Linked DNA regions of Homo sapiens: regions 1, 3, 4 and 5 are each linked to region 2. A link is an interaction called in ENCODE POLR2A ChIA-PET data of the cell type or tissue named here. Cell type or tissue: K562. All regions are shown on one strand. Links, peaks and the distances in the headings refer to the core of each region. The heading gives the core; the rest is flanking DNA.

What was found. Peaks named below come from ENCODE experiments on the same cell type or tissue, not always from the same donor. Only the 100,000 strongest peaks of a DNase experiment are listed, where the experiment ranks them.
Region 1: POLR2A ChIA-PET joins it to region 2 with 54 read pairs; 5 of 35 experiments call an interaction of 5 or more read pairs at or near these places.
Region 3: POLR2A ChIA-PET joins it to region 2 with 50 read pairs; 2 of 35 experiments call an interaction of 5 or more read pairs at or near these places.
Region 4: POLR2A ChIA-PET joins it to region 2 with 18 read pairs; 4 of 35 experiments call an interaction of 5 or more read pairs at or near these places.
Region 5: POLR2A ChIA-PET joins it to region 2 with 18 read pairs; 5 of 35 experiments call an interaction of 5 or more read pairs at or near these places.

What each region holds. Positions count from the first base shown.
Region 1 is chr6:16,212,396-16,218,681 of GRCh38, reverse strand. No RefSeq gene overlaps it. Among named protein-coding and RNA genes, the nearest start is that of GMPR, 23 kb to the left of the region's middle. RefSeq lists silencers at 969-1,191, 3,650-3,826 and a cis regulatory region at 2,739-3,425. In K562, for the core only: no CTCF peak of the experiment used is centred there; a DNase peak (open chromatin) is centred at 2,991; H3K4me3 peaks cover 171 bases.
Region 2 is chr6:16,265,499-16,269,498 of GRCh38, reverse strand. The region is part of intron 4 of GMPR (guanosine monophosphate reductase); the gene reads right to left. Among named protein-coding and RNA genes, the nearest start is that of GMPR, 29 kb to the right of the region's middle. In K562, for the core only: CTCF peaks have their summits at 3,362 and 3,575; DNase peaks (open chromatin) are centred at 1,638 and 3,718; H3K4me3 peaks cover 2,860 bases.
Region 3 is chr6:16,195,991-16,202,276 of GRCh38, reverse strand. No RefSeq gene overlaps it. Among named protein-coding and RNA genes, the nearest start is that of GMPR, 39 kb to the left of the region's middle. In K562, for the core only: no CTCF peak of the experiment used is centred there; no DNase peak of the experiment used is centred there.
Region 4 is chr6:16,205,758-16,212,043 of GRCh38, reverse strand. No RefSeq gene overlaps it. Among named protein-coding and RNA genes, the nearest start is that of GMPR, 30 kb to the left of the region's middle. RefSeq lists an enhancer at 6,010-6,219. In K562, for the core only: no CTCF peak of the experiment used is centred there; no DNase peak of the experiment used is centred there.
Region 5 is chr6:16,320,423-16,326,708 of GRCh38, reverse strand. It overlaps ATXN1 (ataxin 1), which reads left to right. Exons shown (of 8, transcript NM_001128164.2): 7 at 1-315. Among named protein-coding and RNA genes, the nearest start is that of GMPR, 85 kb to the right of the region's middle. RefSeq lists enhancers at 3,969-4,028, 5,506-6,286, 6,252-6,286. In K562, for the core only: no CTCF peak of the experiment used is centred there; a DNase peak (open chromatin) is centred at 3,818.

The DNA.
Region 1 (6,286 bases), core at 1,220-5,219, 52 kb after region 2:
TATTCTATCTGGCCCCACCCACATCCTGCTGATTGGTCCATTTTTCAGAGAGCCAAGTGGTCTGTTTTGACAGGGTGCTGATTGGTGCGTTTACAATCCCTGAGCTAGACATAAAGGTTCTGAGAGGTGACAGCGTGCCGGCAGTCGTCATAGCCCTCACTCGCTCTGGGCGCCTCCTCTGGCTGGGCTCCCACTTTGGTTGCACCTGAGGAGCTCTTCAGCCCACCGCGGCACTGTGGGAGCCCTTTTCTGAGCTGGCCAAGGCTGGAGCTGGCTCCCTTAAGTTTGCAGGGAGGTGTGGAGAGAGAGGTGCGAGCGAGAACCCGGGCTGCGCGCGGCACTTGTGGGCCAGCTGCAGTTCCGGGTGGGCGTGGGCTTGGCTGGCCCGGCTAGCCCCAGGCAATGAGGGACTTAGCACATGATGCAGGACTGGCAGGCAGCTCCATTTACAGCCCCGGTGTGCAGGCACACGGTGCGGGACTGGCAGGCAGCTCCACCAGCAACCCCGGTGTGCGATCCACTGGGTGAAGCTAGCTGGGCTCCTGAGTCTGGTAGGGACATGGAGAACCTTTTTATGTCTAGCTCAGGGATTGTAAATACACCAGTCGGCACTCTATCTAGCTCAAGGTTTGTAAACACACCAATCAGCGCCCTGTGTCTAGCTCAGGGTTTGTGAATGCACCAATCGACACTCTAGCTACTCTGGTGGGGCCTTGGAGAACGTTTGGACACTATAGCTAATCTAGTGGGGACGTGGAGAACCTTTGTGTCTAGCTCAGGGATTGTAAACGCACCAATCAGTGCCCTATCAAAACAGACCACTGGGCTCTACCAATCAGCAGGATGTGGGTGGGGCCAGATAAGAGAATAAAAGCAGGCTGCGCAAGGTGGCTGTGAAAGTTTTTCTTTGGTTTCTTAGGTTCAACTTTGTTTTATATGGATCTGTAATATTCACTAGTAAAGGTCTGCGACTTCACTCTTGAAGCCGGTAAGACCAGAAGCCCACAGGAGGAAGGAACACCTCCAGTACGTGCTGTCTTAAGATCTGTAACACCGCGAAGGTCTCCAGATTCAGTTCTGAGCTTGCGAGATCAGAAACCCACTGAAAGAAACTCTGGACGGGATATTGTAACAGCTGAAACACACAGGGCGAGTGTCTGCGGCTTCATTCTTATAAGCCATAGAGGCCACCAGTTTCGGACACAGTTCTGCACGTCCCCACTAGAATAGCTAGATACAGTGTGGATTGTTGCATTCACAAGTCCTTAGCTAGACACAGGGTGCTGATTGGTGTGTTTACAAATCTTGGGCTAGATAACGGAATGCTAATTGGTGTAGTTACAATCCCCTAGCTAGACGTAAAGGTTCGCTAATTCCCCACCAGGGTCAGAGGCCCAGTTGACTTCGCCCAGTGGGTCCTGCACTGGGGCTGCAGGTGGAAGCTGTCTGCTAGTCACTCACTGTGTCCCCGCACTCCTCAGTCATTTGGGTGGTCAATGGGACTCAGCACCGTGGGGCAGGGGGCTGTGCTTGTCGGGGGAGGCTCGGGCCACACCTAAGCCCACATAGTGGGGTGGGGAGGCTAGGCATGGTGGGCTGCAGGTCCTGAGCCCTGCCCCGCGGGGAGGCAGCTAAGGCCTGGCGAGAAATCGATTGAGCGCAGCGCCAGTGGGCCGGCGCTGCTGGGGGACCCAGCACACCTTCCGCAGCCGCTGGCCCGGGTGCTAAGCCCCTCTGCCCGGGGCCGCCAGGGCCGACAGGCCGTTCCGAGTGAGGGGCCTGCCGAGCCCACACCGAACCGGAACTCGCGCTGGCCGGCAAGCACCCCGCGCAGCCCCGGTTTCCGCCCGCGCCTTTCCCGCCACACTTTCCCGCAAGCTGAGGAAGCCGACTCCGGCCTTGGCCAGCCCAGGAAGGGGGTCCCTTAGTGCAGCGGGGGGCTGAAGGGCTCAAGTGCCGCCAAAGTGGGAGCCCAGCCAGAGAAGGCGCCGAGAGCGCGTGAGGGCTGCCAGCAAGCTGTCACCTCTCAAATGGATACTAGAGTCTGGGAAGGGTAGGAGTTTTTCCTTGCCTGCTGCCCAGATGGAGCAGATTTATCAAGACGGGAACTGCCAGAGAAAAAGTTTAATTCACGCAGAGCTGGCTGACTGGGAGACGAGTTTTATTACTGAAATCAGTCTCCCTGAAATTTCAGAGTCTAGGGTTTTCCAAGAATAGTTTGGCAGGCAGGGGAATGGGTGCTGGTGATTGGGTGGGGATGCAGTCACAGAGGTGTGGAAAACGGTCCTTGTGCGCTGAGCCCGCTTTTAGGTGGGGGCCACAGGACAGCTGAGTCGAGTTGGAGGCCCCCCTGGGAGGAGTCATTAGGTCCTCAGAAGTGTGAAAGCCTGAAAAGACAATCTGAAAAGTGTAGCTGCTGTAGAAAACGGGATGGAGGTTCCTCAGAAAATTAAAAGCAGAATTACCATATGATCCAGCAATTCCACTTCTGCGTATATACTCAAAAGAATTAAAAACAAGGTATCTGGAGGTCGGGCGCAGTGTCTCACGCCTGTAGTCCCAACACTTTGGGAAGCTGAGGCAGGTGGATCACCTGAGGTCAGGAGTTCGAGACCAGCCTGGCCAACGTGGTGAAACCCCGTCTCTACTAAAAATACAAAAATTAGCCAGACGCGGTGTTGCGCGCCTGTAATCCCAGCTACTTGGGAGGCTGAGGCAGGAGAATCACTTGAACCCGGGAGGTGGAGGTTGCAGTGGGCCGAGGTTGCACCACTGTACTCCAGCTTAGGCAGCAGAGTGAGACTCCGTCTCAAAAAAAAAAAAAAAAAAAAAAAAAAAAAGTAGGTAGACAAGAAACAGCCCTGAGTAGTGCTAAACTCAAGTTTCCCATTCTTCGGGAGAACTGAATTCCATTTCAGTTTATACCAGAGGTCACACGCTTCCATGCTTATCAGGGGCAGGCAGGAAACATGCATGAGTCAGCTGACTTATACCAGTTGGTTTTGGTATAAGTCATCCTTTCCTGGCCACTTCTGTTAAGCTTGGAGGAAAATAGACAATAGGGTTGAGGGTATTTCAGAGTCACTGTCAGTGTTTTCTGGACAATTTATGACTTTGAAGACAGTCGTGGCCAGTAGACAAGAAAAGCATTTTTGGCATAGATTTTTACTCACAGGTCTGTGTTTTTCAACTCTTTATTGCTCCTCCAGGGAACATTTAGTAATGTCTAGAGACATTTGCGGTTGTCACGACTGGACGGGATGGGGGGCGATAGTGGCTTCTGGTTGATAGAAGCCACGGATGCTGCTGAACAGTTCACAGTGCACAGCACCGCCCCACAACAAAGAATTACATAACCCAATCGTCAGTGGTGCCAAGGCTGAGGAACCCTGCCTTAGGTAGATGAGACTGTCATCTTCAAATTTTTGGTTCAAGTATTCCTTCAAAATTTTATAAAACTATTTATTCTTCTACATACTTTTAATCGACATCAAAAATTTTTAATCATAAGTTTGTCAATTTTAAAAGATGTAATTTCAGCCGGGCACAGTGGCTCACGCCTGTACTCCCAGCACTTTGGGAGGCCAAGTTGGGTGGATCACCAGGCCACGAGATCAAGACCATCCTGGCCAACATGGTGAAACCCTGTCTCTACTTAAAAAAAAAAAAAAAATTAGCTGGGCGTTGTGGCGGGCGCCTATAGTCCCAGCTACTTGGGAGGCTGAGGCAGGAGAATTGCTTAAACGCGGGAGGTGGAAGTTGCAGTGAGCCAAGATCATGCCACTGCACTCCAGCCTAGCGACAGAGCAAGACTCCATCTCAAAACAAAACAAAACAAAACAAAACAAACCCGTGTGATTTCTAGCTGATTTCAAGCCAAATTGTTTTGAAAACTAATACCATGACTCCTTGGGGTCCACCCCCATTTGCTTAAAAAACACGTGAAAAAATTCTACTTTTAGAGTTGAAATGTTGTATTGTTCATTTTTGTCCTTGACCTTCTATTTTCACATCCTGAAACCAGCTTTGCAAAAATTATAACAGACAATTATGACAGTGAAAGAGATCTGACCTAACCGACTCCATGTTGCTTCTAACCTCCAAGCTGTCCTTGTTCATTCCTGGGCAGAGGATCAACTAACTTTGGGAGGAGCTCAGTTTATAGTTTAACTTTGAAACAAAGATGATAACAGGCTGGGCACGGTGGCTCAGGCTTGTAATCTCAGCAGTGTGTGAAGCCGAGGTGGATGGAGCACTTGAGGTCATGAGTTCAAGACTAGCCTGGCCAATATGGTGAAACACTGTCTTTACTAAAAATACAAAAATTAGCCAGGCGTGGTGGCGGGTGACTGTAATCCCAGCTACTCAGGAGACTAAGGGAGGAGAATCACTGGAACCTGGGAGGTGGAGGTTGCAGTAAGCTGAGATCCTGCCACTGCACTCCAGCCTGGGTGACAGAGTGACTCTGTCTCAAAAAAACAAAAATAAAAACAAAAACAAAAAACAAAGATAATGACAGCCATTTCCAGAAACAAACCGCCTTCCCACCCAGATCAATAAACTGCCTTATAATAATAAAACTCCAGTAATATTAAAACTCCAATCTCCCATTCAGCTGCTCTGCATGAATTGGACTCTTTATTGCAATTCCTCTGCCTTGATAGATCAGCTGTATCTGGGCAGCAGGCAAAATGAACCCATCGGGTGGTTACAATCCCCCTCAGGAATTTATCCTGGGGTGGTTCATTTCCAGCTTTATGAAATAAATTGCACTGGGATAAGAGGCTTTTCCTGATCATCCTATCACACTTCTCTGCCATAAAAATCCTATAAATTGGCCAGGCGCCATGGCTCATGCCTTCAATCCCAGCACTTTGGGAGACTGAGGCAGTTGGATCACCTGAGGTCAGGAGTTTGAGAACAGCCTGACCAATATGGTAAAACCCCGTCTCTACTAAAAATACACAAATTAGCTGGGCATGGTGGTGGGAGCCTGTAATCCCAGCTACTTGGGAGGCTGAGGCAGGAGAATTGCCTGAACCCAGGAGGTGGAGGTTGCAGGGAGCCAAGATTGCGCCACTGCACTCCAGCCTGGGCAACAGAGAGAGACTCCATCTCAAAAAAAAAAAAAAAAAAAAAGAATCCTATAAATTGAAATTAATGTTTCATTATTTCCTGTGACTATAATGATTTAATTGTTAAAAACTTTTTTTGGGGGTTGCTAATAGTTACAACTTTTATTAGAGACAACTGATCAAAACGACTTAAGTAAATTACGGATATACATAATTATTAAACATCAGAAGTAAAATTTCTTTAAGAGGCACCTTTTATTGGGTGCATCTTGGGCTGGATTATACTCGGGTGCTTGATGCAGAACAAGCGCATTTCTTGCTCACACTATTGGTCCACCCAACAAGATGCTTTGCTCATCAGGGTTACTCTGGGACCCGGGCTTCTGCAGGCTTCCTCTCAATGTCTGCACCCATGATCACTGAGGCAGGAGAAATGGAATGTGGCTGCCTGGAAATGATACATGTCACCTCCATGTATACCTCATTAGCCCATGCCAGTCCCAGGGCCAAATCTAACTTCAAACACAGTTGGGGAAGTGCAAACCTTCCATATGGTCAAAAGGGAAGAACTGGAATTCAGGTGACGCCCTGCATAGATAAATGGGGCTTCCCTCCCACTTCCCTTCTAATTCATGTATTCATGAATGAATGTTTATACTTTTTGAGGCAGGGCCTCACTCTGCTGTTCTGGATGGAGTGCAGTGACACAATCACAGTGCACTGCAGCCTTAACTGAGCCCCCGGCTCAAGTCATCCTCCCACCTCAGCCCCTTGAGTAGCTGGGACTACAGGCGCTCGCCACCATGCCTGGGTAATTTTTGTATATTTTTCGTAGAGATGGTGTTTCGCCATGTTGCCCAGGCTTGTTTCAAACTCCTGGGCTCAAGTGATCTGCCTGCCTCAGCCTCCCAAAGTTCTGGGATTACAGGTGTGAGCCACTGCACCCCGCCTGAATGAGTATTATTTATTGCTAGGATGAGAGAGTTCAGAAGTGATTTTATTCCTATTATTGTGTTTGTCTTTATAGATAGAAGTTATGAGAAACTTCGGTCACAAAGAGAAATGTCACTCAAGGGCCAGGCATGATGGCTCATGAGTAATCCCAGAACTTTGGAAGACCAAGTGCTGGAAGATCGCTGGAGCCCAGGAGTTTGCTTGGGCAACATAACAAGAACCCATATCTACAAAAAATTTTAAAAATTAGCCAGGTG
Region 2 (4,000 bases), core at 1-4,000:
TAATATAAGCTATTCAGTTTATGGTATCTTGTTATTGCAGCCTGAACAGAACTGATGACAAAAGGTCTCTGGGCAAAAATAAAAACAAAAACTGCTTTGCCCCAATTTTTCCAGCTTTCCTTTAGGCCTCAACATCTATGGCAAAATAAGTTCGGAAAGATCTGGGGTCGAATGCTAGACCTCCCTCATTACTGGGTACTTTTGAGCAAATCACTTCAACCAGAGTCTCCATTTATCCTGCTATAAAATGGGGGTGGATGTACCCACTTTTAGTCCTTAAAAGGTTTACAAAGAAAGTTCTCTCAAATTCTTAGCACAGGGCCCAGCTCTTGGTGGTGCTTTATAAATGTTAGTCCCTCCATTTAAAAGTACTTTCTGTATATTGCTCCTTTACCCATTCTTTTTAGTTTTTTTGTAATTGTGGTCAAATACACATAAAATTTACTAGGTGTAAATTTTACACATAGAAAACAGAAATAAAATTTTTGTTTTTTAAATAATTTTTATTTTTTTCGTGAAGGGACTTAGTGCCACTGAACTGTACACCTAAAAATAAATAAAAAATTTAAATTTATTTAAAATTTTTAATTTAAAATAATTCATATTTATTTTAAATTTATGTAATATAAAATTTGTTAGTAAATAAGTTTTTAGGTGTACAGTTCAGTGGCATTGAGTACATTCACACTGTTGTACAACCATCACCATTATCCATCTCTGGAACTTTTTAATCATCTCAAACTGAAATTCTGTACCCATTAAACAGTAACCACTTTTTACTGGTTTTTCTGGGGTCCTCTTGCAAGAAAAATCCTTTCCATAGGATGATAAAAGGCAAGGGTTGGCAAACAGGCAGCAGGCGGCTAGATTTGGCCCACAGGCTGTGATGTGCCAACCCCTAACATAAAAAGAGAAATATCGGCAGGCGCGGTGGCTCACGCCTGTAATCCCAACACTTTGGGAGGCTGAGACAGGTGTTATCACCTGAGGTCAGGAGTTCGAGACCAGCCTGGCCAATATGGCAAAACCTCGTCTCTACTAAAGATACAAAAATTAACCAGGTGTGCTACTCAGGAGAATCACTTGAACCTGGGAGGCGGAGACTGCAGTTAGCCAAGATCGTGCCACCACACTCCAGCCTGGGCAACAGAGTGAGAGTCCATCTCAACAACAACAAAAAAGAGGAGTATCAACCCCAGTGACTGTTCCCAAGCACGTGGAAAATGTCCCACTACCTGCCCATGGAAAAATAGTTGCTATCCAGGCAACAGCCATGTTAAACTGAGTTTATTATGTGACTCTTCAGAGAGAACATCACCTTTGTAGCTTTCAGCCATGGTTCCAGAAAGTGGGTGAATACAGAAAATCCAGGGAACACGGCCTGAGAGGTGCTCTCAGCCATACACACCCCTTGTACCTCAGGGGAGGGACACTTGAATGGTGAGGCCCCAGACCTGCCCCAAGCTTTCAAGGAACATTCAATGTGTCCGCCTCTCTGTGAAGAGGCGTACAGCGGAAACATCTGTGTGGCTCAGAACCTTGAGAAAGAATGTGGGCAGGCCAATGAGCCATCAGTCATGCATGGAAATGTCAGGGTCCCGCCCTGGAGATCCAGCCCATGGCTCCCGGAGATCTGCCCGCAGCAGCTGACACGGCATTGCCCCAGGGGAGTAGAGCTTGGCCTCTATCTAATCTGAACACATTAGATCTCAGGCACCTATTTCCTCCAGACCAGATCAGAAAGAGCCACCAGCACAAAAGCATCTCCCAGAGCCAACACAGGGACCTCCAAGTCCCAGTATGTCTGGAATTGGTTCCTTCCGGTGGGTTCTTGGTCTCGCTGGAGCCACAGACCTTCGGCTGCGGTGAGTGTTACAATTCTTAAAAGATGGCGTGTCCGGAGTTTGTTCCGTCAGATGTTCAGATGTGTCCGGAGTTTCTTCCTTCTGGTGGGTTCATGGTCTTGCTGACTTCAGGAGTGAAGCCGCAGACCTTTGCAGTGAGTGTTACAGCTCTTAAAAGTGGCACCGTCCGGAGTTGTTCATTCCTCCCGGACGGTTCGTGGTCTCGCTGACTTCAGGAGTGAAGCCACAGACCTTCACAGTGAGTGTTACAGCTCTTTGTTTTTTGAGACGGAGTCTCCCTCTCACCCAGGCCGGAGTGCAGTGGCGCGATCTCGGCTCACTGCAAGCTCCACCTCCCAGGTTCATGCAATTCTCCTGCCTCAGCCTCCCGAGTAGCTGGGACTACAGGCGCCCGCCACTGCACCCGACTAATTTTTTCTTTTTTTTGTACTTTTAGTAGAGATAGGGTTTCACCGTGTTAGCCAGGATGGTCATGATCTCCTGACCTGGTGATCCGCCCACCTCGGCCTCCCAAAGTGCCGGGATTACAGGCGTGAGCCACAGCGCCCGGCCATGTTACAGCTCTTAAAGGTGGCACGTCCGACGTGCCACCTTTTTCGCAGGGAGTGTTACAGCTCTTAAAGGTGGCGCACCCAGAGTTGTTCGTTCCTCCTCGTGGGTTCATGGTCTACGCCGACTTCAGGAGTGAAGCCGCAGACCTTTGCAGTGAGTGTTACAGCTCTTAAAGGTGGCACGTCCGGAGTTGTTCGTTCCTCCCGGACGGTTCGTGGTCTCGCTGACTTCAGGAGTGAAGCCACGACCTTCACAGTGAGTGTTACAGCTCTTTTTTTGTTTGTTTGTTTTTTGAGACGGAGTCTCGCTCTCACCTAGGCCGGAGTGCCGTCAAGCTCCCCCTCCCAGGTTCATGCAATTCTCCTGCCTCAGCCTCCCGAGTAGCTGGGACTACAGGCGCCCGCCACTGCGCCCGGCTAATTTTTTCTTTTTTTTGTACTTTTAGTAGAGATGGGGTTTCACCGTGTTAGCCAGGATGGTTATGATCTCCTGACCTGGTGATCCACCCATCTCGGCCTCCCAAAGTGCCAGGATTACAGGCGTGAGCCACCGCGCCCAGCCGTGTTACAGCTCTTAAAGGTGGCACGTCGGACGTGCCACCTTTTCCACAGGAAGTGTTACAGCTCTTAAAGGTGGCACGTCCGACGTGCCACCTTTTTCACAGTGAGTGTTACAGCTCTTAAAGGTGGCACGTCCGACGTGCCACCTTTTTCACAGTGAGTGTTACAGCTCTTAAAGGTGGCGCACCCAGAGTTGTTCGTTCCTCCTCGTGGGTTCATGGTCTACACTGACTTCAGGAATGAAGCCTCAGACCTTCGCAGTGAGTGTTACAGCTCTTAAAGGTGGTGCGCGCGGCGTTCTTCATTCTTCGCAGCGAGTGTTACAGCTCTTAAAGATGGCAAGTGTTACAGCTCTTAAAGATGGCAAGTGTTACAGCTCTTAAAGATGGCAAGTGTTACAGCTCTTAAAGATGGCAAGTGTTACAGCTCTTAAAGGTAGCCCGTCGGGAGTTGTTCATTCCTCCCACTGGGTTCGTGGTCTCACTGACTTCAGCAGTGAAGCCACAGACCTTCACGGTGAGTGTTACAGCTCTTAAAGGTTGCACATCCACAATTGTTCCTTTCTCCCGGCGGGTGGCTTCGTGGTCTCACTGACTTCAGGAGTGAAACTGCACATCTTTGCAGTAAGTGTTACAGCTCATAAACGTCGCGTGGACCCAAAGAGCGAGCAGCAGCAAGCGAACGAAGAAAACCTCCATGGCGTGGAAGGGTTCCGGAGTGGGTTATCCGGGCTGGCTCCAGCAGCCAGCTTTTATTCCCTTATTTGGCCCCGCCCACATCCTGCTGATTGGTCCATTTAACAGAGTGCGGAGTGGTGTGTTTTTACAGAGTGCTGATTGGTGCGTTTAGCTAGACACAGCGCTGCTTTAGCTAGACACAGTGCTGCTTTAGCTAGACACAGCGCTGCTTGGTGCTATTTTTACAGAGTGCTGATTGGAGCATTTACAATCCTTTAGCTAGACACAGAGCACTGACTGATGCATTTACAATCCTCTAGGCTAGACAGAAAAGTTCTCCAAGTCC
Region 3 (6,286 bases), core at 1,386-5,385, 69 kb after region 2:
TTTTTAAAATGAGATGAGGTCTTCTTATGTTGCCCAGGCTGGTCTTGAACTCCTGAGCTCAAGCGATCCATCCACCTTGGTGCTGGGATTATAGGAGTGACACACCTCGCCCGGCCCCCTTAGGGTTTTTTAATATCCAAGATTATGTCATCTGAAAGTAGAGATAGTTTAACTTCTTCCTTTCCAATATAGATTCCTTTTTATTTCATTCTTGCCTAATTGCCCTGGGGAAGGCCTAGATTTGTATCTCAGCTGTCTATGGAACTGAATATCTGTTATCAGCCCTCACTGAAGTTTGAATTAGGTGCTTCAGCTCCTTTAACCAGGCAGTTAATGTTTAACATTCAGCCCCCAATGTACATGGAGGGAAATGTACTACCCAGTGTGTATTTCCATAGAGCAATACAGCTCTTAGGCACTGGGGATGAATCAGGAGTGTGCTTGGGTAGGTCACAGCACTGTTTCCAGATGGAGCGTTAGGATGGCAGGAAAGGATGAGAAGCAGCAGAGCTTTAGACAAGGAATCTTTTCTGCCAGTTAATGCCTTTCAGGGCCTCTGCCACAGATAAGGATGAAAGAGGTCAACAAGGAATATGGAGAATCACATACAGACAGAACTGCAGCTGTGACCTGGACAAACCACCCAGCTCCCTCCACCCTCCACACTGCCCACTGCAGAGTGAGATGGAAAAGAAGAGAAAGTCGGGACCGAGTGCCGTGGCTCATGCCTGTAATCCCAGCACTTTGGGAGGCCGAGGCAGGTGGATCACGAGGTCAGGAGTTCGAGACCAGCCTGACTAATATGGTGAAACCCCGTTTCTACTACAAATACAAAAAGTTAGCTGGGCATGGTGGCGCGTGCCTGTAATCCCAGCTACTTGGGAGGCTGAGGCAGGATAATTGCTTGAACCCGGAGGTGGGGGTTGCAGTGAGGCGAGATGGCGCCACTGCACTCCAGCCTGGGCTACAGAGCAAGACTCTGTCTCACAAAAAAAAAAAAAAAAAAAAAAAAGAGAAGAGAAAGTCGGCCAGTTTTTCAGTCTACCAATGAAGTAAGCTGTTTTCTTTTCAGACTTGGAGTGAGCAAATTCTGTAAGCACCCTAATTAATGAGGAAAGCTCCAAGTCAGGCATGTTTTCTTGAAAGCACTCTGTGCCTGTAGCCCTTCTCTGACCAGCCTGGATAGGCAAGACATCCAACGTGATTTCTGAGTTTGTACATATTTGTAGTGGCTATTTGCTGTGAGGTGGAAACAGATCCTGCTCCCGCTTTGGGAGCAATGTCAAGACACCCATGACTTCAGAAACAAGATGAAACAAATATCTTGGTTCATGGGCAAACTGCGCAGAGCAGGCTTTGTGTGGGAGCCCCCAAAGGTGGAAGAGCTATTCAAAGGTTGCCAGAGCCTGAGAATAAACTGGCCCTGACGAGACTTATGGACACGATCCAGTTCCGAGCAAAATCCGTGCCCAACCTCCCTGAAGTGCACCATTGAGAAAACGGCTTGAGAATAGATTGAATGACATGAGGAGCAACATCGGCGGAATGGCTTTAATGAGCCAAAAAATGTGGTTTCAAATGCCCCTGTCTCCGAGTGCCACTGCCTGCCTTTGCCAGCAGATACAAAATCTGTTCACTGAAGCAAACTTAGAGACATGAAGCGGAGCTTATGCAAATTCCAGGTCAGCATGTCGCATTCACATTCAAGTCCAGAAAATTCGCTCCACGTGAGGAAAGATATGTCCGAGCTGAAGGGGAATTGTTTGTGGTCTTGAATGCAGGGCAGGATTGGGGGCGTTGCCGGCAGAAGGAAAACTCTTGCATCTCCAGCAGGGAGAGTTTATGGCTGGGCGTGCTGTTGACTCCCGGGGAGGGGGGTGTTGTTTACTGTACAGTCTGGTCCTAATTATTCAGGGGCCGATTATCCAATTCATGGATTCACTGGCCTAGTGCCTCTCCTCTTTTTAAAGATTTCCAGACTTTTGGTGATGTTACTGCTCAGCTGATGCCAAATGGTTGAAAGAAAGAATGAAAAGAGGATAAAAATAATCTTGCTCCATGTTAGCAATTCCTGTAAACTAGCTGATCAGGGAAAAGGAGCAAACTGCTTGGTTAAAATAGAATCTAGGAATTGTTGGGGATAAGGGGTTTCTTTCTTGGTACCCTATACACGGTGTCCTGGGCCCCTATTGCCACAGGGACGTCCGTGGCAGATTTGCTGGTGACGGCTCCATAAGGCAATGCTCACTAAGTGCAGACAGTGCAGCAGAGCAGCCAGCTGGGCTCACAGTGAGGCTGCTGACTGCACAGTCAAGCACAGAAGCAGACCCCGAAGAAACCTCTGGGCTCTGAGTAGGCTTGGCCTATAGCTGCTTGTGTGTTGTGCAAAAGGATACAAGCTCCATCCAGCTCCTAGACCACCAAAAATCATCACACACTTTTCAGTGATGATTTGAGGGGGTCAGTAATAAATGCCCAGAGGAAAGAAGCCAAAATACAGAGCTGTGAGAGCATTTGGTGAAGCCAGACCTCAAGGAGCCATGGAAATGGGAAATGAACATATTACGGCACGAAAAGGTGTATTAAGCTTTGGGGAGGAAAGTGGGGTGACCTCTTAGAAAGTTAGTGGCAGGAGGATCTTGTGACTTAAAAAAATGTTCCTTTAATGAACATTCTTCCAAATGAATTAATTCTTTTGTATTAATATATTGAAGGCTTAGGACTGATTAATATCATTACTTTGAAGTATAATCTCTTCATTAACTTCTCTCACTTTCCATTATTAGTGAACATTTATATTTTTAACTATACAATGCACATAATAAAATGATTGTGCAGTAATACTTTAAATTTGAAATTAGGATTTTTAACTAGCTTGAACTGAGCTTTCCAAAGATAAGCCCTCCCTACCCCATTGTACTTGTTCTTTCCTCTAAACCCACCACTTAATTCAAAATCAAGGAGTTTCTTATTGCAATTGAAACAGAACAGGAATGTATTTCAGTCTTAAGTCTTCAACCTTGCTCTTGGTATTTTTTCCTTGCTATTAAATTTACAAAAGTTCAAGGCTTTTGGTTTAAATATCCAGATGAGTTTGACAGAAACACTCGACAAAGACAAGGCATGATCTAAATTAGAACTGGTCCTAAAAGCCTTCTCCACCCCACACTTTGAGGATGCTGCAGAAAAACAAATGAACAAACACATATACATCTAGTTTGACCACAATAATTGTTTTTAAATTTATTTGGTCCCAAATGACTTGAAGAATCTAACAAAATGTATGAAACTTCTTCCCAGAAAAATGTATACAAACACAACAGCACAGATTCCCTAAAGCCATCCTACCCTGATTATTGTCTCTTAAAGCAAAAACTGATCTGGCCTGGTGCAGTGGCTCGTGCTTATAATCCCGGCACTTTGGGAGGCTGAGGAAGGTGGATCGCTTGAGCTCAGGAGTTCAAGACCAGCTTGGGCAACATGGCAGAACCCCGTCTTTATAAAACATGCAAAAATTAGCCCGGTGTGGTGGCATGCACTTGCAGTCCCAGCTACTTGGAAGGCTGAGGTGGGAGGACGGCTTGACCCCAGGAGGCAGAGGTTGTAGTGAGCTGAGATGGTACTGAGAAGTGACAGAAAGCTGGCAGCCCTCACAGCCCTCGCTCGCTCTTGGCGCCTCCTCGGCCTCGACGCCCACTCTGGCCGCGCTTGAGGAGCCCTTCAGCCCACCGCTGCGCTGTGGGAACCCTTTCCTGGGATAGCCGAGGCCAGAGCCGGCTCCCTCAGCCTGTGGGGAGGTGTGGGGAGACAGGCAAGGGTGGGAACCGGGGCTGCGCAGGGCGCTTGCAGGCCAGCTAGATTTCCGGGTGGGCGTGGGCTTGGCGGGCCCGCACTGGGAGCAGCCGGCCCGCCCCACCAGCCCCGGGCAGTGCACCTGAGCCAACAGCTGCGGGGAGTGCGCTGGGTTCCCTAGAAATGCTGGCCCGCTGGCGCTGCACTCGATTTCTCGCCGAGCCTTAGCTGCCTCCCCGCGGGGCAGGGCTCGGGACCTACACCCCGCCATGCCTGAGTCTCCGACCCCCGCCTTGGGCTCCTGTGCGGCCTGAACCTCCCCGACGAGCGCCGCCTCCTGCTCCACGGCGCCCGGTCCCATCGACCGCCCAAGGGGTGAGAAGTATGGGCCTAGGGCGCGGGACCGGCAGAGCAGCTCCACCGGGGGCCCCGGTGCGAGATCCACTGGGTGAAGCCAGCTGGGCTCTTTAGTCCGGTGGGGATTTGGAGAACCTTTATGTCTAGCTAAGGGCTCATAAATACACCAATCAGCACTCTGTATCTAGCTCAAGGTTTGTAAACACACCAATCAGCACCCTGTGTCCACCTCAGGGTGTGTGGATACACCAATTGGCACTCTGTATCTAGCTAATCTGGTGGGGACTTGGAGAATCTTTATGTCTAGCTAAGGGATTGTGAATACACCAATCAGCACTCTGTATCTAGCTCAAAGTTTGTAAACACACCAGTCAGCACCCTGTGTCTAGCTCAGGGTTTGTGGATGCACCAATTGGCACTCTGTATCTAGTTAATCTGGTAGGGACTTGGAGAATCTTTATGTCTAGCTAAGGGATTGTGAATACACCAATCAGCACTCTGTATCTAGCTAATCTAGTGGGGATGTGGAGAACTTTTGTGTCTAGCTCAGGGATTGTAAACTCACCAATCAGCACCCTGTCAAAACGGACCTATCAGCTCTCTGTAAAACAGACCAATCGACTGTCTGTAAAGTGGACCAATCAGCTAGAGTTCCGGGTGGGCGTGCCCCCCCCCCGCCCCACTGCGCCCCCCCCACCGCCCCGCACTGGGAGCAGCCAGCCTGCTCTGCCACCCCGGGCAGTGAGGGGCTTAGCGCCCTCTCTTATGTGGGTGGGGCCACATAAGAGAATAAAAGCAGGCTGCCAGAAACAGCAGTGGCAACGTGTTTGGGTTCCTTTCCCCACAGTGGGAGCTTTGTTCTTTCATTCTTTGCAATAAATCTTGCTACTGCTCACTGTTTGGGTCTACGTTGCATTTATGAGCCCTAACACTCACCATGAAGGTCTGCAGCTTCTTTGTTGAAGCTAATAATATCACGAACTCACGGGTAGAAACAAACAACTCCAGCTGCGCCACCTTAGGAGCTCTAACACTCACCGTGAAGGTCTGCAGGTTCACTCCTGAGCCAGCGAGACCTAGAACCTCCCCACCCCCGTAAACTGCACACGTCTGAACATGAAAAGGAACATACTCCAGACACACCACCTTTAAGAATTTTAGCACCCACCACGGAGATCTGCGGCTTTTTCCTTGAAGTCAGTGAGACAACCCATCAATTCCGGACACATCAGAACTCAATTCTGAACTGCTGGGATGGGCGATTCTGATTTCCCTTTGGCTAGGGGTGGTCTAAATGCTTTCTCTGTGGAGCGGCCTCGGCTTGGTTCAGCCCGCTTTTGTTTTCTACTGTGACAGGGCAGCACTGAGTTCAAAGCAAAGTGTAACAATCGCTGTGCTCTCCCTCTTCCTGAGCACATAGATTCTCTCCATGGGCTACACAACTACTATGGTATGAGGGAGAGGCGTCAGCAATTCAAGACTCTCTTCAGTAGCTCTTTCATAAGTTAAAACCACATACTGGGGGTGCTTTTCTGATTTTTGGTTATTATGAAGGTGTTTTTTTGTGTAGTTATTAAGTTTGATGTTCTTGGGAGACAACTGGTGAAAATTTTTTTTGAGATGGAGTTTCTGTTGCCCAGGCTGGAGTGCAATGACGCAATCTCGGCTCACCACAACCTCCACCTCCGGGGTTCAAGCTATTCTGCCTCAGCTTACCAAGTAGCTGGGATTACAGGCATGCACCACCACGCCTGGCTAATTTTGTATTTTTAGTAGAGATGGGGTTTCTCCATGTTGGTCAGGCTGGTCTCGAACTCCCAACCTCAGGTGATCTGGCTGCCTCAGCCTCCCAAAGTGTTGGGATTACAGATGTGAGCCAGTGCACCTGGCCCAGAACCTTCTATTCAGCCGTTTTGCTGCCTACTTTAGCATTTTCTAATCTAATCTCAGAATCTGTTATATGAAGGAAATCTATTAATGGGAACCAGTCTATTATTTGGAACTAATGTTGCAAAGAATGTATTTTAAGAAACATTGCATTATATCATACAGCCACAAATAAACTTGCATTTCTGGATGTGTGAACCATATTAAAACATTTTTTATATGGAATATTTCAAATATATGTGAAAGTGGA
Region 4 (6,286 bases), core at 901-4,900, 58 kb after region 2:
CATCTCTTTTCCCGATACTCACATGAATATTTCAAAGAGCATCCAGAGATTCTATATGCCAGAGCAATGCAACACCATGAAGATAGGTTGGGCACGAGGGATACCTTTCTTTTGGGAAGCTGAGAACCTTATCTGTGCACTGATAAGAGGGCATGGATGAAAAAAAAATTGACTTTCCATCACTGGTATTCTCAGGTCAGTTTCAAAAAAGAGAGTGGATGCAAGTTGAACATATTGATGGAAATGGATTCCCTTTTATTATTTATTTATTTATTGAGATGGAGTCTTGCTGTCACCCAGGCTGGAATGCAGTGGCGTGATCTCAGCTCACTGCCAACCTCTGCCGCTGGGTTCAAGCAAATCTCGTGCCTCAGCCTCCAGAGTATCTGGGATTACAGGCGCACAACACCATGCCTGGCTATTTTTTTTGTATTTTTAGTAGAGACAGAGGTTTCTCCATGTTGTCCAGGCTGGCCTCAAACTCCTGACCTCAGGTGATCTGCCTGCCTTGGCCTCCCAAAGTGCTGGGATTACAGGCGTGAGCCACTGCGCCCAGCCACCCAGGGGTGCATACACCCCATTGTGAAGCCTGCAGTATTAAAATTTAATACCTGAGCCCATGAGAGGACAGATTTCAGAAATTTCTCTCTCATAGTTCTGGAGAGTAGGAAGTCTGAGATCATGGGTCCAGCTGATTTGATTTTTGGAGAGGGTTCTCTTCCTGGATTCCAGACAGATGCCTTCTTGCTGTGTCCCCACAGAGTAGGGAGAAAGAGAGGAAGAGAGAGTCAGAGAAACAGAGAGAGAGATAAAGAGATAGATAGAGAGAGGGAGATAGAGAGAGGAGACAGAGAAAGAGAGCTCATGCTAGCTCTCTGGTGTCTCTTAAAAGGGCTAGGCTGGGCATGGTGGCTCACACATGTGATCCCAGCACTTTGAGAGGCCAAGGAGGGCCGATCACTTGAGGTTAGGAGTTCGAGACCAGCCTGGCCAACATGGTGAAACCCCATCTCTACTAAAAATACAAAAATTAGCTGGGCGTGGTGGCACGTGTCTGTAATCCTAGCTATTCGCAAGGCTGAGGCAGGAGAATCACTTGAACCTGTGAGGCGGAGGTTGCAGTGAGCTGAGATCAGGCCACTGCACTCCACTCCAGCCTGGGCAACAGAGCAAGACTCCATCTCAAAAAAAAAAAAAAAAAACAAGAAGATTAAACAAGATAATGGATGTATATCAGGGGTCCCCAATCCCTGGGCTGTGGACTGGTACCTGTCCATGGCCTGTCAGGAACTGGGCCACATAGCAGGAAGTAAGTGGACGAAGGAGCATTACCACCTGAACTCAGCCTTCTGTCAGGTCAGTGGCAGCATTAGATTCTCAGGAGCACAAACCCTATTGTGAACTAGGTTTTGTGCTCCTTATGAGAATCTAATGCCTGATGATCTGTCACTGTCTCCCATCACCCCTAAATGGGACCCTCTAATTGCAGGAAAACAAGCTCAGGGATCCCACTGATTCTACATTATGATCAGTTGTATAGTTATTTCATTATATATTACAATATAATAATAACAGAAATAAAGTGCACAATAAATGTAATGCTCTTGAATCATCCCCAAACCATCCCCCATTCCTGTCAGTGGAAAAGTCGTCTTCCGTGAAACTGGTCCCTGGTGCCAGAAAGGTTGGGGACTGCTAATGTCATAGTCTTTATGACTATGCCCAGCACATAGCATTTAATAAATGGAAGCTGTAATATAATAATATATCATTATTATTTTATATGAAAATAAACTCAGATGTATGAACGAGTATTGTGAAAATGCGCATATGTGTTAAAGATAAAACACGGACTTCATTCAGATTCCACGGTCCCCATCTTGGGCTTCTTCCACCGAGACCCCTGGAAGAAGCAGCGTTTGCCATCCTTGGGGAAGCTCTAGTATAAGCCTTTTCCTTATGTTAAAATGCCAAAACCTCTGTGAAAAGTAAGGATATTTATTTAGTGTGTCTCTGATCTTTACCTGAGCTGAAATTTTGTCGGACACAGAAGAGAGAAAGCAAGCATGAAGGTTCTGTGAGCTGGGGCAGGGACTGGGGAACCCACGGGTAGAGAAGGCAATTTGCAGCATGAAATAGAGAAACTCCAAGACTTACACCCCACTTTTCCCATTTCTCGGTGTGACCCAGGGTCTTGTCTCTACCTCTGTGTTTTCTCACCTCTTTTGTTGCATTAGTCAAATGCTGTGTCCTTTAAATCCACGGCATGTCTCCCTCCCTTGTTGCCCTGGAAATGGCTTCTGTTATCCAGCCAGAGAGTTTTATTGATTTCTCTGCCTTCTTTCAACCCCACCTTAAAAACAAGCACAATGCCATAAAATGAAATTCTTGTGTTTTAAGAAGTCTTCCTTGAGAAACTTGAACACTTACAAATAAGCTTATTTACTCGCTTTCCCTTTAGTAATAAAACAACTCTTTCTTTGTTGCACATTGCTTCCTCTATCTATAATCAAATTTAAGACTGCTTTTACTTTTTTTGTAGCATCTAGTACTATATTTGATTGAATGTATTTGTTTAATACATTTATGTTAATGTTAAAACACATTCTGGCATCTGTCCTGCCTCTGGTGGATAGTTTAATACAGAGATTTTTTTTTTTTTTTTTTTTTGAGACAAGGTCTTGCTCTGTGGTCCAGGCTGGAGTGCAGTAGTGCAATCACAGCTCGCTGCAGCCTTGGACTCCTGGGCTTAAGGGATCCTCCCAAGTTAGCCTCTTGAGTACCTGGAACTACAGGTGCATGCCACCATGCCCAGGTAATTTGTTAATTTTTGGGGGGTTGGAGGGAAAGGATCTCACTCCATTGCCCAGGCTGGAGTGCAGTGCACAATTACAGCTCACTGCAACCTCAAACTTCCAGACTGAAACGATCCTCCTGCCTCAGCCTCCCTAGTAGCTGGGACTACAGGCATACTGCCTGGCAATTTTTTGTACTTTTTGTAGAGACAAGGTTTTGCCATGTAGCAGCCCAGGCTGGTCTTGAACTCCTGGGCTCAAGCAATCCTCCCACTTCAGCACCTCCCAAAGTGCTGGGATTACAGGCATGAGCCAGCACGGGTGGCCTGAGAGATGTAATGCAAAACCCTGACTACACACAGTGCTGCCATATCAAAGAAGGAATTCCATGTTTTAGGTGGCGAGTTACTCATTTAAAGTAATGTTTCACATAATAGAATTCTGGTACAGTGAAGCCTAACATTAGACCCAACATACAATAACCTGAGCTTTGAAATGTCTTAGAATAACTATATTTCACATTTGGAAGAATTCTCAGAGATCACTGAAGCCTTCAGTTCTTAGGGATAATTAATTTAATCAAGAGAGGAAACAATTTCAACAACCAAAAGCTACTTCCTATCTTAAAAAGGAAATAGCAAATTATGCTAACACCTGATTGATTGATAAAAACAGATGTGCACATATCTCTATTCCTAATATTAGTATTATTAAGTCCACCTGCACACTAAAGTTCCAGGATCTGTGTGTACCAGTGGCAGTGCCCTGCCCTCCCTGTCGTGGAGATGCTCCCAACTTGTTCTCTTTAGTGCTTCTGTAATCAGTGGAAAGGAGCTAAAATAAATGCTTCTTCATGTCCCCACTCCTCCAGGAGGCGTGCACATCCTCCCCTCTATTCAGGAGAGATACTTGTCCCCAGGGCTGGGCTGGAGCGGTGAGCTGGTGTGTGGACACACATGGAAGCTTGTCCTTTTGAGGATCTTCCTTCCCACTTCTCTCTGAGACCTCCTACCTCTACCTATCCAGGCCCTTTTTCTCATTTGAGTAATTCACCTCTCTAACTCCTCTTTCTCCTTTCCCCAGCCCTGGTATTTCCTAGATTCATGGACAGCAAAAGCATGTTCCATGGGCTGATTCTCATCTTTCTCACCCTTAGTTCGACTAGTTCTTTGACTATTTTTTTTTTTAAACAGTCTCGCTCTGTTGCCCAGGCTGGAGTGCATCCAGTGGCACGATCTCAGCTCACTGCAACCTCCGCCTCCTGGGTTCAAGCGATTCTCGTGCCTCAGCCTCCCAACAGGGGTGCGTCACCACGTCCAGCTATTTTTGTGTGTGTTTTTAGTAGAGATGGGGTTTGACATATTGGCCAGGCTAATCTTGAACTCCTGGCCCAAGCAACCCACCAGCCTCAGCCTCTCAAAGTGCTGGGATTGAGCCACTGCGCCCGTCCTGAATCTTGGTTTTTATTTAGTAGTGGGCTAAGGGAGGGTACCCTGGGGTTAATGAAGGAAATACACACAAATCCCCAAAAGATATTATTTCAAAATATAACTCTCCTAAAAGAGTTTTTATAAGTTAGATAATTTTATTATTTATTTATTTATTTATGTGAGATGAAGTCTCGCTCTGTTGCCAGGCTGGAGTGCAGTGGTGCAATCTTGGCTCACTGCAACCTCCGCCTCCCGGGTTCAAGCGATTCTCCTGCCTCAGCCTCCCGAGTAGCTGGGACTACAGGTGCACGCCACCACACCTGGCTAATTTTTGTATTTTTAGTAGAGATGGGGTTTCACTAAGTTGGCCAGGCTGGTCTCAAAGTCCTGACCTCAGGTGATCCACCCACGTTGGCCTCCCAAAGTGCTGGGATTAGAGGCATGAGCCACCGCGCCTGGCCAAATTAGATCATTTTAGAGCTGAAAAAGCTTAGAAATTATTAGTCCAATTCTTTCATTTGTTAACGGGAAAACGGAGGTCAGAGATGTTGAAGGACTTGCCCGAAGTCACCTAGTTAGTGGCAGAGGCTGTGTCACGGAGTCCATATCTCCAAGCTTTCAGGCCAGCATTATTTCCTGAGCATTGCACTGTCTCTTATGTCAGGACTCAATTATTACATTAAAAGTTCCCAATCAACTGTAATTTATACGGGCTTTTAGAATACTTATAAAAACTGTATAGTCTTAGTACGTATGTCAAAAGAACTTGAATATTCTAAATTAAGCCCCACATTTTTCAAGGAATTCGGAAGGGAATATTTCTTGCTCATTCCAGATAGTTGGTTACTTGCCACCAAATTGAAGAAGTGGCTTAGCAGAGATGGTTGCTCTCAGTGAAAGTGGATCCGTACTCATTATTTCTTCCTGGCCTTAGATGTCAGCAGCCTATTTTAATTCACTTAAACCTTCATGTGTCACATCCTGTCTGGACCTCAGGGTTTCTGGAAGAAACAGAAAATAGGATTCAAATAGCCAGGCTTCCGGTCTGGAATAAGGATGCTGTGGTGTAGTGTGCTGTGTTTACCACTAGAGGGCACCTTTTCCCTTGCTTTGGAATCGAGTTTTTCAGAAACTGGAGTTTGCAATCCTCTGTATCTGTCCCTGTGTCCACACGTTAGTAAATTTTTGGTGGCTCAAATGAAATGCTCTTCCCGTACAACAATGGCACTCTGCAATCCTTAACAGATGTGATTGCTGATGGGGATAGTTACAATTCATTCTAGTCAATTAAGAGGAAATTGATGAGGGTGATACTGCCCAGGGGTGAGCAGAAAGAAGTCTAAATGTTTGGATTGGAAAAGGACTAAGAAGAGCTAATACCCTATGCTTTGGTTGTCTGCTTTAGAAGGAAAGCGTTCAGAATAATAATATGATTTAACAAGACAAATAGGGCAGACATATAGGATAAGCCTCATCCTACACAGGTGTGTAGCTAGCAGCCACCTGGTACATTCAAATTCTACTGAGGAAGAAAGGCAGACAAATACTGGGTTTAAAATATCTATCTGGCCAGATTCAGTAACTCAGACCTGTAATTCCAACACTTTGGGACACCAAGGTGGGTGGACCACTTGAGCCCAGGAGTTCAAGACCAGCCTCGATAACATGGCGAGACTTCATCTCTACAAAAAGTACAAAAATTAGCCAGGTGTAGTGGCACACACTTGTAGTTTCCACTCTTTGGGAGGCCAAAGCAGGAGGATTGCTGGAGGGTGGGAGGTGGAGGCTGCAGTGAGATGTGTCACATCACTGCACTCCTGAGGCACTGGGCGGGGCTCAGCAGCTTGTTACAATGTTTATTTTAATTAGATTCTAGCAATTGCAGCCTGTGCAGTGTAGATGTCCTAGGGCTGCCATTGTCTGCCATTCAGGGAACTTGGAATTAGAGCTCTTTGCAGAGATCTTGTGGGCATTAGGGAGAGGAGAAGAGGGGATGGAGTTATGTTTGAAAGTATGAGGAGCCAGTGGAAAAGCTAGGTTCTTGACTATGCCTGATTGGCC
Region 5 (6,286 bases), core at 1,336-5,335, 56 kb before region 2:
CCTGAGGCCCTGGTCACCCAGGCCGCCTACCCAGCCATGGTGCAGGCCCAGATCCACCTGCCTGTGGTGCAGTCCGTGGCCTCCCCGGCGGCGGCTCCCCCTACGCTGCCTCCCTACTTCATGAAAGGCTCCATCATCCAGTTGGCCAACGGGGAGCTAAAGAAGGTGGAAGACTTAAAAACAGAAGATTTCATCCAGAGTGCAGAGATAAGCAACGACCTGAAGATCGACTCCAGCACCGTAGAGAGGATTGAAGACAGCCATAGCCCGGGCGTGGCCGTGATACAGTTCGCCGTCGGGGAGCACCGAGCCCAGGTAACGTTAGCCAGGGTGGCACAGGGATGGGACACCACACCGTGATGCCATCATCATCTCCTGGCAAGACGAATTGCTTCTATGAGGCAGGATTAAGGGTTCTCGGGTACACCTAGACCTTAGACTCGGCCTTTCCCAACTGCGTTCTCTAGAAAAAATAAGCCCCATTTCCCCGTGATCTCTGCTGTGTGTAATGAATTAACCTCCATGCATGGAGAGTGGGGCTAGTTATGGAGTCCTTGAGACAATCCAGAAACTCACCACTCTAGTTATTTTTTGAATTCTGTGATTAAGATGAGGAACCCTGATTAGGAAACGCTGCTGGACTTCAGGTCCTTCTAGTGGTCATTCGGCACTTTTTCTTACCAGGAAAAGACAGAGGATGCCGTTGGAGTGAGGGGATTAGATGCTAAAGCAATCATATCCCATTGCAACATCCATGTTTTAAAATATGTCTTATTAGCTGGGTACAGTGGTATATGCCTTCGGTCCCAGCTACTCCAGAGACTGAGGCAGGAGGATCACTTGAGCCCAGGAGTTCGAGGCTGTAGTGAGCTATGGCTGAACCTGTGACTATCACTGCACTCAAGCCTGGGCAACATAGCAAGGCCCGGTCTCCAACATATATATAATGTCTTATTATTTAGGTATGATAAGGCCAACAGATAGATCAGCAGACAACTCTCTTTGACGAGATAATTTTTATACTCTCTGATCCCAAGAGGAAAGGGCACTCTACACCAAGAGGTGTAGAACACCGTAAAGTGGGGGGCACCTGGGGAAGCCCCAGGTGGGTCAGGAGGTGGAGGGAGTGAGGGGAAATGTGGCAAACAACAGCCTTTATTGTGGTTTCATGGGAGGCAGGGTAAACGGGTTTAGGATTGGTTAGAGTGGATAATTCCAGTGTGCTCTGGGGTGTAGGGGCTGTCCTTAGTTGTCTGGCTGCTGGTGCTGGGGTGATCAATACAGGTGGAAGGGCTGGGCACAGTGGCTCACACCTGTAATCCCAGCACTTTGGGAGGCTGAGGCGGGTGGATCACCAGAGGTCAGGAGTTCGAGACCGGCCTGGCCAACATGGTGAAACCCTGTCTCTACTAAAAATACAAAAATTAGCCGGGCATGGTGGTGTGTGCCTGTAATCCCAGCTACTCCAGAGGCTGAGGTAGGAGAATTGCATGAACCCGGGAGGTGGGGATTGCAGTGAGCCGAGATCAGGCCACTGCACTCCAGCCTTGGACACACAGCAAGACTCTGTCTCAGACAAAAAAAAAAAAACAGATGGAAGGCAGCCCTAAGTGTGATGGACCAATATAGGAGGCTGCTGGGGAGTGGGCTCTGGACTGGTTAGTTTGCATATGAAAGTCAGGCTCCTAGGAATTAGCTCTGGACTGGTTGGTTTGCATATAAAAGTCAGGCCTCTAGGAATTAGCTAATCCTAGGAGAGACTATACCTCTGGGATCCACAAGACACTAAAATATCAAAGCATCAGAAAATAAAAGCGTGGTTAATACAATCTGAGAAGTCAGGGCTGTCCCAGGTGACCTGCTGGGCTTGGGGTAAAGTCAGCTGTAGCCAAGATGAGTCACTGGAAGTATGGTTAACGCTCTTAATTTCCACAGGCTCCTTCAATCTACCCTTTTCCAGGTTCTTAGATCGATTACATGCATTTATTCCACAGCCCATTTCTTTCACTGCCCAAGTTGCTGGGAGTCCAGCAGGTTCAGCCTGCAGCTGAGAGCTTTCCTGGCTATCGAGCGTACTTTCTACAAGTGTTTCCATCTAGGATTTGAAAACATTCAAATGGGACAGAGCCTCCTTCCAGCTTGAGTTGAAAATAGTCATGAAATAGCTGCTATTTGGGACATTCAGATAAAATAAAACAAGAAAAAAAAGATAAACTAATTAATGGTTTGAATTGTTTTGGGCATTTTTTTTTTTCATTTTTGAGACAGTGTTTCTTGTCTCCTAGGCTGGAATGCAGTGGTGCAATCATAGCTCACTGTGGCCTTGACCTCCTAGGCTCCAGCGATCCTCCCACCCCAACCTCCCTAGTAGCTAGGACCACAGGTGCATACCACCATGCCCAGCTAATTTAAAAATAAAAAACATTTTAGTAGAGATGGGGTCTTGCTGTGTTGCCTAGGCTGGTCTCAAACTCCTGGGCTCCAAGCAGTCCTTCCACCTCGGCCTCCCAAAGCCCTGAGATTACAGACACGAGTCCCTATGTCTGGCTTTTTTGAGCATTTCTTAAATGCCCAAGTGAGGAAAGGACCAAATCAGTTTTCCAGAACCACTCGTGAATGACTGGATATGGGGGCTTGCACAAAGCCGGGGCCCTGCATTGCCGAGAGCTTTTAGCCCTGAATACTTTTCTTTGTATTATGAGATGTCACTGTAGGTTTACAGTCTTTGGAAGGGCCCAAGAAAGATTTCCCCAAAGATCTTATTTAAAAAAAAAAGAAAATCAGGATTTTTAAAATAAATGGCATAATAATACAGCTCACTACCCCTCTGTAGTGGCTGTTCACTTCCTGCATGAATTAGGGGTGGGTACTAGGAGAAAGAAAATGAACTACCTTGAGCAAAGTTGACTCTTCACAGACCCCAGGTGACACATGGAAAATAAACATGAGTGAAGAGTCATTGCTTTTCATGGTACTTAGAATCCTTAACACATTTTTGTGAACAGAGGCAGGTGTGAAAAGAGGTTTTGTTTAGAAATGCGACTGGTTCCTTGCCGGCCAGCATCAACTTCAGCTTGAGAATGAAGGCAGCCACTTCAGCTGTGGGCCACACTTCCCAGGCCTGGCAGCCTCTGCAGAAACCAGACTCTTCTATTTTTTTTTTTTTTTTTTTTTTTTTTTTTTGGAGACAGAGTCTTGCTCTGTCACCCAGGCTGGAGTGCAGAGTGCAGTGGGGTGATCTTGGCTCACTGCAACATCTGCCTCTTGGTTCAAGTGATTCTTCTGCCTCAGCCTCCCAAGTAGCCGAGACTACAGGCACACGCCATCACCCCCTGCTAATTTTTGTATTTTTAGTAGAGACAGGGTTTCACCATGTTGGCCAGGCTGGTCTCGAACTCCTGACCTCAGGTGATTCACCCGCCTCAGCCTCCTAAAGCTGGGATTGTAGGCGTGAGCCACTGCGCCCAGCCCCTTACAGCCCTCTTCTGTTCTTGGGGAGGAAGATCTAGGTGTGTTTTTCCCTACTCCAAACTTTGCAAAATTAATGATTAAATGAAAGAGAAATTGGCTTCCCTGTGAAGTCAGAGCCCTGTTCTCATGTTTTTTCCCATAGTGAGATCACTAAATCTCTCTACTGACAGCCAGGGTGCAGACGAGCAGGTAGAAGTGTTGTCAGGGCCTGTTGGCAGGTCTGTGAGGTTGGCCCCCGCGTGGCTATGCTGCATGCCGGGAAGGGCTTCCTCAAAGAAAGGCAAGTGTGCTGAGACCTGCTGAAAAGGCAGCTAGGGCTTCACGCTGTAGAAACAAAAGTGCAAGGCCTGACGCAACCAATGATTTGTCACTTTACCGAGGAGCCTATCAGAAATCGGCTGACATCATCACAGCTAAAATACTCCACCAGCTGTGTTTGCCACAAGTGACAGGTTCAGAGTCAGTGGAGACTCAGACAGAGAGCATGAGAGGGGGAGATGGGAGGGAGAGAGAGAACTCATATCTGGACTTAATTGAGGTTCCAAAGGCTACATCCTTCTCCCCTCTGCAGTGCCTTCCTGAGGGGTTTTCTCCCCTAGCCTGAAGAATCTTCCTGGTCTTCTCAACTGGTTAGGCACTGCTGACACTGCACCCACAGAGAAATTCAGAAATGTGCAAATTGTTGAGCTTAATAAGCAAAATCACAAATTTGATTGGGGAAGTTGTGGAAGAAGAGATGGTTTTCTCCAAAACAGATGGCATTGTGACTCTAGGCAGAAATCCTGCATGAACAGACTCTTGAGGATGCCTGAACTCATAAGACCCCCCCAACATCACACCCCCAGGGAAAGCAGTGTGATATAGTATGGTGGTGACAGACCCAGGGGTGCGGATTTGGGTCTCTGGCAGGACAAGTTACTTCACCTCTCTGAGCTGCAGCACTCTCCTCTCTAAACCAGGCAAATGAGTTTTGTTTTTCTGTGGGTTTTTGTGTTCGTTTGTTTGCTTGTTTTGAGACAGGGTCTTGCCCTGTCACCCAGGCTGAAGTGCAGTGATGGGATCATTGGCTCACTGCAGCCTCAACCTCCTGGACTCAATTGATCCTCCCACCTCAGCCTCCCCAGTAGCTGGGACTATGGGTGTGTACCACTACACCCAGCTAATTTTCTGTGTTTTTTTGTAGAGACAGGGTTTTGCTATCTTGCCCGTGCTGGTCTGGAACTCCTGGGCTCAAGCGATCCACCCACCTCGGTCTCCCAAAATGCTGGGATTATAGGCGTGAGCCACGGCGCCCGGCCACGTATGATTCTTCATAGGAGATAATCTCTTGAGAGGGTTCCGTTTTTTAATGCTTCACTTTTATACTTTCCAGAACAGCACAGCCCTTGTAAAAATTTATTAGCGTCGGTTAACAAAAAACCAAGAAGAGCATTAAGATGAACATGTACTGACCTCATGCTAAGCGGCACACAGACCTCATGGGAACTAAAGCCATGGCATATAAAACTGAGGGGTGTTTAGTTTGGGGATGATTTTTAAGGGGCTGAATTCCTCATTAAGACTGTGGAAAGATGCCCCCAGCATTGTCCCAGCTGACGCTCCAGACGAGGCAATGTAGGAGAAAAATGCTTTTCCGTGTTTGTCACTATCCCTGTGGCATTGCCCTGCCCAGTACAGCTTTTCTCCACTCGAGCAAAGCGTCTATGCATCCCCCAGGCCCCCACCTAGGTGCTGTGGGAGGAAAGGGGAATGCCAGGTGTTGTCCATTGTTACTGCGTGCACCAAAGGAAGCCTCCTTCCTCTTCAGTGGAGGGTGATAGCACGTTCCCCACCCTGGAAGAGAGTTGCTGCTTTGCCATGCCTTGATTCTGGTTGAGAGTCCCAAAGGATGACAGAATCACTTCCCTTGGGCCTCACTGCCAAATATAATCCACTTAATATCCTCCAAGTTTGAGGCCATAAGTCTGTGGCGCATCCAGATGCGACCCCCGAGGCGATAGCATCAACGTGGGAGCCAATGCAACTCAAAAGAAGGATGGGGCTTCGCACCTCCTCCTTGGGTAGGAAGTAGGTTAGCTGCTTGGAAAATGCAGGAACTGGCACTGAAGAGATCTGAGTCTGAACATATCCCTCACCCGTCAGTAGCACTGGGACCTTGTGCAATGTTAGTTTTCCCTTCCCTGCTTCAACTTAGATGGCTCGGGCCCTGAGAAAGTGATTCACAGCTGAAAAATAAATCAAAGGCCTCGTGTTCTAAAAAGAGTTTATGGAAGGAGAGGCAGCTGATGAAAGTCTAGAAAGAAGGCTGAACTTTTCCAATGAGCACAATAAGCCATTTTTACCCTGCCTGTAATCCTCGGGGTGGAATCCCGCGAGTGGCCGAGGCGAGCACCCTTCCCGCCGTTCCTGTTTCTAAGGCTAAATGATGTCATGCCAGCCTGCGTGAGCATATCAATCTGTATTTCTGAGTATGAACTGGATTTGAGGGGTGCATTGGTGCTCCAGCCCTCCAGATCAGTAAGACAACCAATGCAGAAACAAGGGCTCCCAGGCTCCTCTTCTGCAAGAGGCTGTTAGTGACGTGCCCGCTGGGACAGCCCTGCCCAGGATGGCCCCAGCTGGGGAGCCTTTGGCTTCCATCTGGCGGCGTTCTATATTATCCCATCCTTCTGTCTCACCCTTCCTAGGTTCAGCTTCTCTGAAGAGTACACAGCATTTGCTCAGTGGAGTTGTAAAATGTATTGGTAAAGTGCTCTGGGTTGACACGTTCCTTTGCTTCTTTCCTAAATGCCAGGCTCTGTGTTATTAGGGCCGT